2 separate regions of the Homo sapiens genome follow, and region 2 is linked to region 1. Evidence: chromatin loops called from intact Hi-C (ENCODE). Cell type or tissue: heart right ventricle. All regions are shown on one strand.

Region 1 (5,000 bases):
CAATAGTTCCCTTCAAAATAAGATTTATTTTGAATTTATGGAGTTGCTCTGGTAGAATATTGAAATGTACATGTAAAAAAGAAAATTATTTATTATGCATACCATACTTTAAAAAATTTTATACTCACCCACTTTTTCAATAATTTTGTAGGAATTTTATTTTAAAAAGTTTTCCACAGTATGTATAAATACTGTACAAATATCTTTAATAGGATCTAAAATAATTTATCAGTTATTGAAACTATTAACAAACATCTGATACTTATTCAAGTGATTTTAACCAATACTGTTTTCTGTATACGCATATTCAGAAACACAACCAAGAGTTATTTTTAATTGAATTCCTATAATCATAAAATTAAAGTTTGAGTAAAATAAGCATATAAAAAACTATGTAATTGTTTACATAGAATTTAAAATGAACAATGGAAAAGGATTTGAGAGAACACCAGGAAAATATTATTTTTAATGATGCATGTTGTCATGTTACTCTAGCCAAGAGCTACTCTCTCACATTGGAACAATAATTCAGTCTGGAGTATTGAACATTTCAATATTTTGAGAGATGGCCTAGAACATCCTCTCTCAGGACCCTAGTGAGGGGCTGTTGATTGATCTTGCCTTTGTTGGATTATGAGGTCACTCTTGCCACATGATAAATTAACCATTCCAACATACTCTTCTCATAGTCTAACAGCATGATTTATTTTTTCAACCATCTATGTAATTATCAATCACCTGCTGCTATCTCTTGGCTCTTCCTCATCTCCCCCCTCAAACTAACAATTCAAAGTTACCAGTTGGTTATTATAGTAGAAGAATCCTGTCTTGATACTTTTTGGATTTGCACTGGCAGAATGTGTTTTCAAGCCAAACTTCACTTTCACAGCTGCAAAGGAAATGACAAGAGAAGAAAAACACAGCCAATATATATCAGCAATTAATTCCATCCACAACTGCCCAGCTGTTTGTGCATGGAAGAATCAGTCTGTTTCCTTTTGGGGCTTTCACCACTGAAAATTGATACTGCACATTCAGAGACACAAGCTGTTTGTAACATGTCAGGAATGTGCACAAGATCACACAGAGTTGAAGAGACAAAATGAAATCCAGATCTAGTTTTCTTGGGACTTGCCAGTATTATTTCATAGCTTTAAAAAAAAAACAAAAAACCATAAAAACACCCCAATCACAGAGAGAGCAAAATACATGAAAAAATATTCTCCCTTCTGAATATCACCCTTCCAATAAAGGAGAAAATCTGCCAATGATATCAGATTTAGTATCAAGAATAGACACTCTGATTTACTGGCACAGACAAGGTGTGACATTCTTAGGAATCCACATGCCCTCAGTATGTTAAATCCAGCCAATACTCTGGACTACACAGCTACTTGCCCAATGTGTAGTTAGTCCCTTTAAAAAATCCTTATAAATGTGAAAGTTGTTGGGAACCAATGCTTCCACCACAATCATGCAGAAAAGCAAGTTTTTCTTGGTTAGTCTTGATATTATTTGGCACTCACATACACGCCTGTTTCAGGGATTCATGTAAATTTACAGATCCAATCTTCTAGGGTAACTTTCAAGCAGTGAAATTTCTCCTTCCCTCCCGCCTCCTCAGTTTTGTAGATTTTAAATAAAAATACTCTACTGAGTGCCAGAGGCTTAACAACTAAAGTATGAGCTTGTGTGCAACTCATGAAGCATGCTATCCCCCTTCTCTCCTGTCCTCCAACTCCAATTTTATTTCAAATATTTGTTTCATTTAAATTTTGTAAAATGTCATTCTGTCATATTGTATTTTCAGTACATAAAATGACTTGCGATTAGTTATTGTTATGAAAGTTAGCAAAAAGAGAAAGATAGCATTTTAAAAACAAAGTAATTGAAAACATATTTTAGCTTTGTTTAAGATAAAAAAAAAAAAAGGAAATGAGGTAGCCCCATGACTGAATTCATTGTCCTAAGGGCCTTCCCCTTCCCCTTTTGCCCTCCAATCAACGTCAGCTGCACAAGAGTTCACGCACTCCTAGTGCCTGTACATTCTCAAATACAACATAGACAGGACACTCACTCTGGGCACCACTAGGGTCTAGGGCTTGATCAATGAAGAGAAGACAAACTGTCTACTCCAAATAGGGGAGTGAATGAAACATTCCATAAGCTTCCAAATGGAGATGTTTTCAAGTGCCAGAAATCAAACCAGCACAATGAGAAACTGTCTCCAACTAAAGTGCTATGAATCCCGAAGTCACAAAGTTTGATTTGTTAAGGAACTACTAGGCATCTCAAACATGTGGTAGACTAAAAGTACAAAACCAAAAAAAAGGGCTTTTCCTTTTGAACAAACATCATCTGGTCAAGGATATATCGGGTTGGGGGAGGAGAGGAGACAAGTTTAATCTTTGGCTGATGGTGACACCAACTTCTAGAAATGTGGTATAACTATTAGTGACTTAAAACAGCCACAGAGATGAGCTTTGCTTGGCAAGCTTCAGCTCTGTGGGACATTCAGTCTAGCTTGAAATGTCTATGGAAAGTAACCTCTCCATCTACTACAAGACTGGCTAAGGAAAAAAAAAAAAGGTCTGTCTAAACTGTTTAAATCAGGTTAAATTCATGTTAGTCGGGGGTGGGAAGGTGGCTGCTTCCATGGGTTCCTCTACTCAGTTGGGAGCACCTTTGTATTCCAACAGATAGCACAGAGCTTAGAGCTTAGCCCACTGAAACCATCCGTTAAGTGCTGAATGGTAATAGGCATTTAGTTATAATAAAAACAAAACAACTAAGGATGAACACTCTCCAAAAAGGAAAGCAAAATGACAGAAAAATAGGGGGCAAGGAGATGATCAGAGTAAAATGCATGAAATACTAAAAAGATTAAAAACCAACTGTGCAAACTTGTGTGTCCTCAGAGATCTAAATGCTGCTCAGCAGTTAAAGTGCCACTGGAATAATTTAGACTGCTGTGCCGTGCACTTTACATACTTATTCCATGTACTTCCACAGCAACCCTATCGGTAGTACTGTCATGATGCCTCCTTTACAGATAAGAAAACTAGGGCCGGGCACGGTGGCTCACGCCTGTAATCCCAGCAGTTTGGGAGGCCGAGGCGGGTGGATCACGAGGTCAGGAGATCGAGACCATCCTGGCTAACACGGTGAAATCCCGTCTCTATTAAAAATACAAAAAATTAGCTGGGAGTGGTGGTGGGCACCTGTAGTCCCAGCTACTCGGGAGGCTGAGGCAGGAGAATGGCATGAACCCGGGAGGTGGAGCTTGCAGTGAGCCGACATAATGCCACTGCACTCCAGCCTGGGTGACAGAGCTAGACCCAGTCTCGAAAAAAAAAAAAAAAAAAAAAGAAAACTAAAACTCAAAGAGGTTAAGCAAATAAGGTCATACAACTAGTGGCAATGGAGATAAGTCGAACAGTGATTTTTTCATCCCTGGTGATTTTCACAATAGGCCAATTTTACACACACTATGGAGGTTCTAGGTTGAAGAAAACTCAGTTGTGGGATTCAGCTGAGGGAGTAAAACTCAAGGGGAGAAAAAAAGGCCTGGACAAAAAGTAAACCAAAGCCAAGGTGTAAGAGTTGTGTGAGTTCTATGTAGGAGGAAGCTTCATGAAACAGTCTGCCATCCTATAGTTTTAATTCAGAGATGTCCCTTGAACTGTAGAAGGGCTCAAGAGTAGCTCTTACTCTCTCAGAGCTTTTGTTCTCCCAGTTAACTGTTCTCACAAGTGATAATACCACATAGATAACTCCTTGATAAAAATGCTGACCATGGTGTTCATGCTTCAGAAGATAATGAGAGACTATCCAAGTTGGTGAAATCCAACTGTTGTCTGCAGGCATTTCTGACTATATTCTATAATTTCCTATTTGAGGGATGCCCTGGTTTAGCCTCTCCTGCAAAGACGGATTTGTAAAGAAAAGCCTCCTACAGGCCTCCACCCGGTAAAGCCTCAAGTCCCACAACCCTCTGGCTTACTTCCAACATAGCACTCCTTACACTAACTGTCTGTTCCCTGGGTATACCTCTCACACGTACAGTGTGCAACTTGAGGGCAGGGCCCCTCAGGACCTAGACCAGGGGTTGAAAAAGGAGTTTAAAAAATATTATACATGGTGGCCGGGCACAGTGGCTCACGCCTGTAATCCCAGCACTTTGGGAGGCCGAGGCTGGGGGATCACGAGATCAGGAGATTGAGACCATCCTGGCTAACATGGTGAAACCCCATCTCTACTAAAAAAAATACAAAAAAATTAGCTGGGCGTGGTGGCAGGCACCTGTAGTCCTAGATACTCGGGAGGCTGAGGCAGGAGAATTGCGTGAACCCAGGAGGCGGAGCTTGCAGTGAGCCGAGATTGCGCCACTGCGCTCCAGCCTGGGTGACAGAGAGAGACTCCGTCTAAAAATAAATAAATAAATAAAATTATACATGGTAAATGAATAATGTCCCTTGCCTATTTAATATGTGATAGATGGTTATTTGTTAAAACAGGTAATCCAGGATTTAAAAAGGAAGAATTATAGAAAAGGCAAGGTTGGGGATAAGTGAAATATGGTTAATGTTCAAAATAGGCTTTTTCTGGATAAAAAAATGTACACAACATAACCTACAATGATTGGTAAGTTCAGCTTATTAAAGCTGAGGTTGAAATTCAGTAAGTCATTAGGTCTAAAGATTAGGCATGATCCCCATTTAAAACAAAAATTCACCAAACTAGTGAGGTTGTATTGTATCTTCAAGGTTGCCAAACTAGAGGTAGAAAGACATAATATGGCTTTGACTCTACTGATGGCATAGTACTTCTGAAAACTATGCATTTTATTAACACCTTGTGAAGACACAGACTACATGAAAAAGAAAAAAGCACAGAATAAAAAGTGAAGAATAAATCTATTTGTGCCATTAAAAAAATCTGCAATCATGAATAATTTCTGTTTTGGGAAAAGTTCTAAAACGGAATAGAAAACAAGTAAA
Region 2 (5,000 bases), 62 kb after region 1:
CTCTGACAATAAAAACTGTAAAAGAAGGCTGGACGCGGTGGCTCACACCTGTAATCCCAGCACTTTGGGAGGCCGAGGCGGGTGGATCACCTGAGGTTGGGAGTTCGAGACCAGCCTGACCAACATGGAGAAACCCCATCTCTACTAAAAATACAAAATTAGCCGGGCGTGGTGGCGTATGCCTGTAATCCCAGATACTCAGGAAGGCTGAGGCAGGAGAATCCCTTGAGCCCAGGAGGTAGATGTTGCGGTGAGCTGAGAATTGCGCCATTGCACTCCAGCCTGGGCAACAAGAGTAAAAAACTCTGTCTCAAAAAAAATAAAAATAAAAAAACTGTAAAAGAAAGGCAAGGTAAGAGGTACACTGTTTTCACCTTTAAAAAGTTGGCTGTGGAAATAAGGAATACGAACAATGCATCAACTTCATTGCAAATCCCTTTCTACCTCCCATTTGTGCAGCTCAGGCAATGAAGCATTCCACTCATCCAAGGCACTTATGCCCAATCACAACTCCATTTGAGCTCTGACCATTGCCATTTTCCAACCACCTCCTTAGATATTAAAAGGCTGACCTTCTAGAATTTTTTTGTCATGTATTAAGACAAATGAGAACAGAAGTCACGATGCAGCTAACAGTTGCTCACTCTAACTTCCTAGGGCGTAAAAGTGGAGTGTTCTTAGAAGTCCCTGGGGAGGCCTTGACTTCCAAATTTACTTCCTTAGATATACCAAGTAAGCCTAACTATCTTCTTCAGGAGGATGAGTAAACCCAACTTTCTGCTCTAGCATTTAGTCATTCTAGCAAATCAAAAGATGATAGGATGAGAATATTGAATGGAAAAGGAAAACAGAAATGCTGTCCTTGCTCAGGATGAGCTGAGCCATTGTGGAAGAACTGCACAGAAACACTGCTAATGGTGACAAAGACATACACCGAGTTCCCATGACACTAAAAACTCAGCACTTCTCCAACCTGATTGCTTTTACATTGTTTGAGTTCCACCTCCTCTAGTAGGTAACCAACAAACCACCACAGAGGCAGAGTTAAACAGGCTGAGTCACTCACATCAGCACTCTCCTCTTTCATTCCATCTGAAAAGGTGAGCACTTCCTTTGGTGAGGGAGGGGAAAGTAAGAAATCACAAGAATAAATTTAAAGAGGTATGGAAGCTTAAAAAAATAATTTCGTGTATATTACTTGGAGTTAGGTTATCCTGCTTAATCCACTGCTTGCCTTAACGTATCTGTGATCACTGTTATTTTATTGTTTCACTAATATAGTATACTTCTTGAGACACTGGTTTTAAAGACATTATGTTACTGTCCTTAAATTTCTCAGAAGTGTTTTTACCTCCTAGCTGGTTGAGGGAAATGTTTATCCTATGGAAATTGCATATGCCCACTGCAGAAAAAATTGAGTTTCATAACCCTAGATTAAAACCTTAGCCTTGGCCGAGTGCAGTGGCTCACGCCTGTAACCCCAGCACTTTGGGTAGCCGAGCGGGGAGGAACACTTGAGGTCAGGAGTTCAAGACCAGCCTGGCCAACATGGCAAAACCCCATCTCTACTAAAAATACAAAAATGAGCCGGTAGTGGTGGCAGGCGCCTGTAATCCCAGCTATTCAGGAGGCTGAGGCAGAAGAATCGCTTGAACCCAGAAGGCAGAGGTTGCAGTGTGCCGAGGTCACACCACTGCCCTCCTGCCTGGATGACAGAGAGAGACTCCATCTCAAAACAAAACAAAACAAAAACCTAAAAATCCAAAAAAACCGTAGCCTTGTTTGAAGAGGTAGTCATCTTAAATGCCAGTTTATGTACCGTATACAAACCAATCTCCTCAGGCCCATTTTCATTGAAAGAAAAAAAAAAGTAAACATAACATATGGTGCTGATGCAGATCAGTCTGACTTCAAGTAAAGGCTCAATTTAGATCTAACCTTACCTTAAAGATATAAACCAGGCCTGTGGCTCATGCCTGTAGTCCCAGCTACCTGGGAGGCTGAGGTGGGAGGATGGCTTGAGCCCAGGAGTTCGAGACCAGCCTGGGCAACATAGTGAGAGCTGTCTCAAAAATACAAAAGAAGAAAAAAAAAAAAGATATAAACATATGCCAAGGCCTATACATCTTGTACAATAACGGTTCAGCTTTTAGTGGAGTTAAAACTAAGCAATATTATCTTCAAGAAACAAACTTACAAGAACAGTAAGCCTTTTAAAATCAAAGAGAGGTTTCATCCATTTTATACCTTTTGGTGATCATGCTACTACTATTTGGATTATGCTAGACAACTCTGAAAGCCACATTCATTCTTTAAGGTTTCTAGGATACTCTAAATGTATTCCTTCAATGCAGTTAAGTAATGTCCTAGAAGCCTGAAAGGAATTGTTAACGCAGCTTTTCAAACATACTCAACCAAAAACAGTTTAAGGAAACAAGGGGCTCTGATTCTCATTATCTGTGCTACCATCTAAGACTTTAAGTTAAACAGTACTTTCTTAACATTTAACATGTTTTCAACTGGCAATTCAATTTTGAACTTTGAGACTGGTCCAGATATTCAGCAACATTAAAATACACATGAAATAAATAAAAGATCCACAAACCTTTTTTCTCCAACACTTTTTTCCCACATAAAGGTATTACTCTATGCATACTGTTGGTACTCAATAAATATTACATTAATACACCAGGTGAATAATTTTTAACTTTACCTAAAAGGAAGAGAATCCCTCAAGTAGCATGGTTTGACATACGTATACATAGACACACACATCCATAATTAGCTACTGCAAGAATAAAAAATAATCATATTCATCTAAGGGATAACACACTTTTTCGTTCAAGCAACAGCCAATGAAAGACTTCTAACCTGTATGTTTTAGAGGATTCTTGATATATACAACCCATTACAGTAAAAAATTACAGTAAAAATTTGAGACTGTCTTGGCATTTGGCCAAGAGAACTGAATCTCTGGCAGAACCTGAAAGACCTCATAACAATCTCACCTATAAACACTCTGGCATGGACCCGGAGTTCAAACCATAGAGTATTAACAAAGAAGACATAAAGTATTAAGGCACTTATTTTGAATCTCAATGACATGACAGTCTAGGACTGTCCAATTAATTTTAAATTGGGTTTAAATAACTTCAAATAGGTCTACGTTTAAAAGGAAGAATAGCACTCGATTAGATATTTAAAGTTTTTTTAAAAATTCAAACTCTACATATTTAATATTTTCAAAGGAATCTGAAAAGCACTAATTATAACAAAAACAGTGTTTAGTGTGAGAAACAGATTAGTAACCTGTGTCTTCAATAAAGCTTGCACTTTCTCAATTCAACGCATGCTTGTTTTTAAACATTTTTTCCTAACATTACATTGCACTAAGTTGTCAAATGACATTTCATCTATCTACAATAATTCTAAACATTACTTAAAACAGCTCCTAATTTAGTTTATAATTTGTTTGACATATCAACTACAATGGTGAAGCAGCAACACACAGTTCCTTGAGGAATGTGAATGACAAAGTATAAGCCACAAGTTACATCTTTGCATTTAGGGTTCATTTTAGGAAGCAACTCAGGTGGTATTTAGAACAAACTTAAGTTAAAATTTATCTCAGGTTGATATGATGTTGGTAATCAGAAAGGTGATAAGGTTTACTGATTTACTGCAGAACTGGAATCTCCAATGGGAATTAGTGCCCTCTGGGCCACCTGGGGCCCTACATATCTGGTAAGCTTCAAAAAAAAAAAAAAAGACTTTAGTATCTTTAGTAATTAGAAAGATAGCACACTCTAGCACAAACTCTAGCACCCTAAACATATGTTGTGTATCAAAAGAGAATACCCTTTCAATGTCAAAAGGTGACTGTATTTAATGCGGATTAACCACCACTCCTTAGATTTAAGCATAACTTGGTGGTATTAATACCAGAGGATGTGGTTAAACAAGACATGTGCACCTGATAGTCGTGGGAATACTATGAAGACCTCTCACTGGTTTGCAGTAATTACCATGAGCTCAATAGCAACAAGGGGCAGTGGTTACATGGGCTCACTCTTGGGCCAGACTCTGGCTTCAGAACCAACCTGTGTCACCTTGGGAAGATACTTAACCTCTCCATGCCTCTGTTTAGCCACTGGGTTGTTGGAAGGACTAAGTAAATTAAATCATATAAAACTCTTAGTGCCTGGCACAGAGGTTAGGCAAATAAATATTGGCTATTACAAATATTTGCTGAGTCTTCACATGCTGGGTAGCATGACCTAACAGCCTTCAAAAAGATATGTCACTTTACATACTGATAATGATAAACACAAAAAGCACTGAATACAAACCCCATTCTAAGCACTTTACATATAACAACTCGGTTAAGCTAAAGTTCTGATGTGACTGTTCCCCAACACGCTACACAGTTTGTTCAGAGCCAGGTTTCTATGCTTTTATGTGATTTCTTCCCTCAAACACTTCTTATACTCTGATGACATGCATACATGCCACCCAGTACTGCTAACCAACTGCTTTGAAATGGGAGAGATTAACCAGCTAACCACCTGTAGGCTTACATGTGACAAAAGCACTCAGACATGATAGGCCTACTTCAGGAAGCCTCAAAACCTCAGAAGTTGGGCACCACCCTGTATCTAGGTTTTAGGATTGTGTGTAGGAGTTGGGCTGTTGCTGATGTTATGTTCTCTTGGTCTCAAAAGACATTCTGGTTTTACAAAGGCCAGATCTACACTTTAAACATAATTAGGCAGAATTCACATTCATGCCAGCATAATATTGAAGAAAGGGGTGAGACAGCAAAGTGTGTAATTTTCTCCCTTTCAGTCAATGCTTGAAACTTACATTACGAAAATACTATCCTTCTATCATGCAAAATATTTCCCAAGTGTCATATGATCAACTATGTCAAATGTTCACCAAACATTTCCTGATATCATATATGTAAAATGTAGCAATACATTGAATGTCTCATAACCAAC

The links. A loop is a pair of places that touch in the nucleus more often than their neighbours do. Peaks named below come from ENCODE experiments on the same cell type or tissue, not always from the same donor. Only the 100,000 strongest peaks of a DNase experiment are listed, where the experiment ranks them.
Region 2: it touches region 1 in a loop (2.2-fold over the local background); 53 of 110 quality-filtered maps call a loop at or near these places.

Annotation. Positions count from the first base shown.
Region 1 is chr10:110,071,507-110,076,506 of GRCh38, reverse strand. All of the region lies in intron 1 of ADD3 (adducin 3), which reads right to left. Among named protein-coding and RNA genes, the nearest start is that of ADD3-AS1, 66 kb to the right of the region's middle. RefSeq lists an enhancer at 3,924-3,993. In heart right ventricle, no CTCF peak of the experiment used is centred here; a DNase peak (open chromatin) is centred at 2,035; H3K4me3 peaks cover 462 bases; H3K27ac peaks cover 5,000 bases.
Region 2 is chr10:110,009,853-110,014,852 of GRCh38, reverse strand. The region is part of intron 1 of ADD3 (adducin 3); the gene reads right to left. Among named protein-coding and RNA genes, the nearest start is that of ADD3-AS1, 4.0 kb to the right of the region's middle. RefSeq lists enhancers at 1-474, 895-954. In heart right ventricle, no CTCF peak of the experiment used is centred here; no DNase peak of the experiment used is centred here; H3K4me3 peaks cover 1,395 bases; H3K27ac peaks cover 3,005 bases.